2 separate regions of the Mus musculus genome follow, and region 1 is linked to region 2. The links are chromatin loops, found by intact Hi-C in ENCODE. Cell type or tissue: left cerebral cortex. All regions are shown on one strand.

Region 1 (2,500 bases), 54 kb before region 2:
CATTTTCTCCAGAACTGCTGCTCCTTCTCTACCAAAGAGCAGGACACTGTCAGGCCTCCGCTCTCGGTGGAGACTCCCTTCTTAATGACCTCTCTAGTGTACATCCCAGTTAGAAAAGGCAGCACCTACAGCAAGCTGAAACGGACTTACCTGCCAGCCCTTGTCCGCAGTCCTGTAGTATGGATAGTTTTTAGTGATGTGTGTATAAATCCCATTTAGGGTAAGTTGTTTATCAGGAGCCATTGTAATTGCTTGTACTATCAACTGTGCATAGGAGTAAGGTGGCTTTGAGTCATCCTGTGTTAGAAAAAAAAAAAAGCACCTAAGATTCAAGAGATTCTTTATGTGTTCTTCCAACAGCGTTTTTATTATAAAAGTAAGATAATGGGAAACGTTGAGAAAAGTTAGTTGGAAATTTGTAATATATATAGAAAGATTAAAAATCACATAAGGGGCCAACACTCTAGAGGCAAAGGCAGGCAGATCTCTTTGACTTTGAGGACAGCCTGGTCTACAAGGAGAGTTCCAGGACAGCTAGGAGTGCTACTTAGAAAAACTGTATCAAACAAACAAAACAAACAAACAAATCACATAAGGAGAAAATTTAAATGATAAGAACAAAACAATAAAGATAAGCAAAGCCACTGGGCTTCAGGGAGCCCAGAGCAGTACAAGTCAGGAAGGGAGGGCCCTGTGACACAGAAGGGAAGGGGCATGGCCAAGTATGACTGGGAGCAAGCACAGCACAACGGTGGTTCTAACAGGGATCTTTCCACACATCAGAAGTCACAAGAGCACTTGAGGTAGGACTGTCCAAATGCCCATCTACTGCCAAGCTTCTGCATATGAGGACATGTCTATGTAGGAGCCTAGTTTCTGTATGAACTTCTAGAAAATGCATACCAGCACTGGGAAATATCAAAACAATGTAAATGAAAAGAAGCACTCTAGAGGGCAGCACATTCAAATAATGCCACTTATTCAAAGCACACTCAGCATAAGGCCTCCTGGGCTTCATCACCATCACTGTAAGGATGTATACTGCTCATAAAGTATGCAACTTATGTACTTAGTGTGTAGGTGTGATACCTGAATGGATGTCTATTCAGCATGTGCGTGTAATGTCGTGTAGGACAGAAAAGAGAGCGCAGCTCCCTTAGAACTGGAGTTACAGTTGTTAGTCCCATGTGGGGGCTGAGATTTAAACCCAGGTCCTCTGGAAGAGCAGCAGTTTGTATTCTTAACTGCTAAGCCATGTCTCCAGACTCTTCCCCAACCCGGCCTTGTATTTTTAGAATTTACAGTTTTTAAAGCAAACCATTAGTGCTACACATTGAGTTAAGGTCAGCCTACAGAGTAAGACACTGAATCCCATCTCAGTAGAGATGCACTTAGGGATAAGGGAAAAATCAGAGGGCATAAAGGAAGAGCGCTGATGACAGCTCAGACAGAAGCTGATGGTGCAGACATGTTTTTCAATTCTCTCAATAGAAAACCTTAACACCCCACTACAGTCAGCATCCAGAAGACCCCCATGGCCCACCTTAAATGGCTGACATTTTCCTAGCACTTATTTGCTATCCCTCAGGCCACAAAGGCTCTGCCTCAGCACCCACAGGAAGACACCAAGTTCTAGGAAGAGAACCCAAGTCTGAGCCCCCAGTGGCTAAGCAGCTCTCCTTGCACCCACCATGTGACTTGGAGCCTTAAGCCTCCATCCCTGCTCAGAAGGTCAACGTATTTCCTAGCACTTTTTTCTTACATGTTTCTAAGGATGTTATTTATTTGTTCTAGGAGTCAATTCTCCTCTCCTGCTATGTGGACCCTAGGAATCAAACTTTAGATCATCCGCCTTTATCTGCTAAGCTGGCCTTTAAAAAACACTGTCCTCACACTTTTAGAAACAATGTCTCACTATATGCCTCCAATAAAAACTGAAACTTGTTATGTAGACCAAGATGGCCTTGAACTCAGAGATCCTCCTGGCTCTCCCTCCTAAATGCTGAAATTAAAGGTGTATGCTACCATTTTATTCCTTAAATAATTTAACATAGAAAATGGTCAGAATATCACCATACGTGTAAAGCAAACTTTGCAGCTGCTGCCAGGCCCTGAGTCTGCACAGCTGCTCACAGACCACTCTCGGTTCTGGTATTATAGCCATCATATTTCTACTGCAACGCTTCAAGCCTGCACCTAAGCCTGCCGCTGTGTGTGCAGGAACATCGCTATGTTCTGCTCACTCCATGGCTCTTTTGTGTTCTTTGTGAGTATGTCACATTTATAATGATAAGGCGAAAGTAGCAATATATACCGATTATGCTTTTTCTCACTTAACACCACAGCAACTCCCTTCTGTGTCACTAGCAAGTTCACGTAGTCTACAGTTGCCCAGGGAGCCTCACAAATGTGTTGAATAATTTTTTAAAAATGCACTACAAATCCTGATGCCTATGTCACACTCAGAATGACATGAGAATCAAATCCACAAGGATGCACA
Region 2 (2,500 bases):
GGCGCCGCCCTCTACCGCCGCCATGACCAGCCAGCGAAGCCTCACGTAGGCCGGTGCGGCACAAGTGCACATGCGCAGCAGGCTTGCTTTGCTTTATGGGCAATGCTGCTGAGTCTGGCGTGTAGATTCAAAGTAGGCTGACCTTGAATCTTGGCGAGTTAGCGCATGCCTTTAGTCCCAGAACCCAGGAGACAGAGCAAGGCAGATCTCTGAGTTCCAGGACGGCCAGTACTACACATGTACCTGTCTACAAACAAAATGACAGGTAGGATGAGCAGGCCTATTGGCAATTACCCAACACTCAGGAGGCTGAGGCAGGAAAATGATAAAATTAAAGCCAACACTGCCCTATACTGCTACACAGTGAGACCTGTCTCCAAGGCAGATTAAATGCATTATTCTTTTGTTGTGTTCCAATCCCCTGGGAAAGACCAAAGACAGACTCAATTCAAATTTAAATTAAATAAGTGCATTCTTACTCCTACCTGAAGGACAGCGGCTTTAGAGCCAAACAGCATGCTGGAAGAAGGCTAAAGGAAAGCTTTATAAAGTAGATATCATAGCTGCACACCACCTACAGAATAGGGCAAGTTACATAATATACAAAAGATGTACCTTATCTATGGAATCCACAGCTGGGCAAGAGAATCGTCCTGTGTAATAATGTACATATAACTCCCCTGGGACAGCTAAAGAAACTTACTATAGTACCAGGCATCCCTTAAAGGCCACTGACCTTTGACCTGGAATGTCAATAATAGAATGAGATTATAGGATAATGGTTTACCGAGGGAAGTGTCTCTAATAACTGAGAGCAGCCTGTTTCTGGACCAGCAGTAACAGTGCCCCCAAGTTACAGCTGGCTGTCACATCCCCAGCCCTAAATTCTCTGAATTAGCTTGTTAAATGGAGTTTGTTTTTCAGTGCCTTCTAAAAGCTGAGTTTAAACATATCATTAGAAATATAAGGGGGCTAGGGAGATGATGGCTAAGAGCACTGCCTTTCTTTCAGAGGATCAAAGTTGGTTCTTAGCACCTGTGACTGACTGGCTAGAAACTTCCCGGGCTCCAACTCGAGGGATCTAGCGCCTCTTCTGGCCACCGGAGGCAACAGACACACAGTGCATTTGCTCACATGCTGCCAAAACGCTCATAAAACAAAAAGAAATATGAATTTAGGGCCCAGTGAAACGGTTTAGTAGGTAAAGCAAGGTAAACCCCTGCAAGGTGTCCTCTCCTCCACTTGCTACTATGGATGTGCGCACACACAACATAAAGAAATAAAAATGTTAACATCATTGTGAGTTTACCTTACTTTCAGTTCACTAAAATTATTCTCAGTGATGTCGGGAGTACGGGCAGTCGCCCGAGGAGCTCCAGGTCCTATCACCAGAACCAAAACCTGTTCTGTCTCACAGCTATCTTCTGGTTCTCTTCCTCTCTCCTGTTTCATGCAATTTTCCCATGTACATGGAAAAAATATATATGTATATGTGTATGTGTGTGCATTTGTGTATATACTTGCACACATACAGATGTTGGTTCTCTCCTACCATCCTGGTTCCAAGGATCAAACTCAGAACCAACTCTAGGAGCTCAGCCATTTTGCTGATCCTCTTGATTACTAACTGCAAGGTTAGGCAAGACTAGAGAAGGGAAGACAGGAATCATAAGACTGTCTAGTTGTCTAGTTGGGGAGTTTCTTTTGTTTCTACATTCTTTGAGCTACACTCATATGAACTGTCAACACATTCTTTTTGTTCTGCACGCTTATATAGCTAAAACTGTTTTTATTCTCAAAATTCTGGTAGAAATAACTTGATATCAAGTACCCTTCACTACTGCGGAGAGCTGTGTAAAGATTACTCTTACACTTAAGAGTCTACAAATGTTCAATGACATATTATATCTGATTTGGTTATCCTGCTGGAAGCCAGTCAGACACTATGACCCACACCTTAATGCTTAGAAGCAGTAACCAAACATTAACGTCCACACCCAACTTGTGGAGTTTTATTAAGATGGAGTCTCTTGAGGCTGGAGGAATGGCTTAGCAGTTTAGAGCATTTGCCATTGCGGAGGACCTGGGTTGATTCCTGATTCTGTGTATTGGTTCCCAACATTTCCATTAACTCCTGTCTCCAGGGTATGTGACACCCTGCTTGGTTTTTGTTGTTCTTTTGGTTTTGGGGGATTTGTTTTGTTTTGGTTTGGTTTGGTTTTGAGACAGGGTTTCTGTGTGTAACCTGGCTGTCCTGGAACTCACTCTGTAGACCAGCCTGGCCTTGAAATCTGGGATCCACCTGACTCTGCCTCCCAGGTGCTGGGATTAAAGGCGTGCACCATGACTGGCTGGCAGCGACGCACTCTTTTGACCTCTGTGAGCACCAGACATACATGTGGTACACATACTACACACAGGAAAAACATTTACACACACAAAATAAAATCAAAGGCCAGCTATGGTTTTGCACTTCTTTTATCCAAGCGCTTTGGAGACA

The links. Hi-C counts contacts between places; a loop is a spot of excess contacts. Peaks named below come from ENCODE experiments on the same cell type or tissue, not always from the same donor. Only the 100,000 strongest peaks of a DNase experiment are listed, where the experiment ranks them.
Region 1: it touches region 2 in a loop (4-fold over the local background); 4 of 42 quality-filtered maps call a loop at or near these places.

Annotation. Positions count from the first base shown.
Region 1 is chr11:121,288,541-121,291,040 of GRCm38, reverse strand. It overlaps Foxk2 (forkhead box K2), which reads right to left. Exons shown (of 9, transcript NM_001080932.3): 4 at 151-297. Among named protein-coding and RNA genes, the nearest start is that of Foxk2, 30 kb to the right of the region's middle. In left cerebral cortex, a CTCF peak has its summit at 957 (motif pointing right); a DNase peak (open chromatin) is centred at 1,057.
Region 2 is chr11:121,234,278-121,236,777 of GRCm38, reverse strand. No RefSeq gene overlaps it. Among named protein-coding and RNA genes, the nearest start is that of Narf, 1.7 kb to the left of the region's middle. In left cerebral cortex, CTCF peaks have their summits at 43 (motif pointing left) and 1,094; DNase peaks (open chromatin) are centred at 7 and 1,094; H3K4me3 peaks cover 537 bases; H3K27ac peaks cover 775 bases.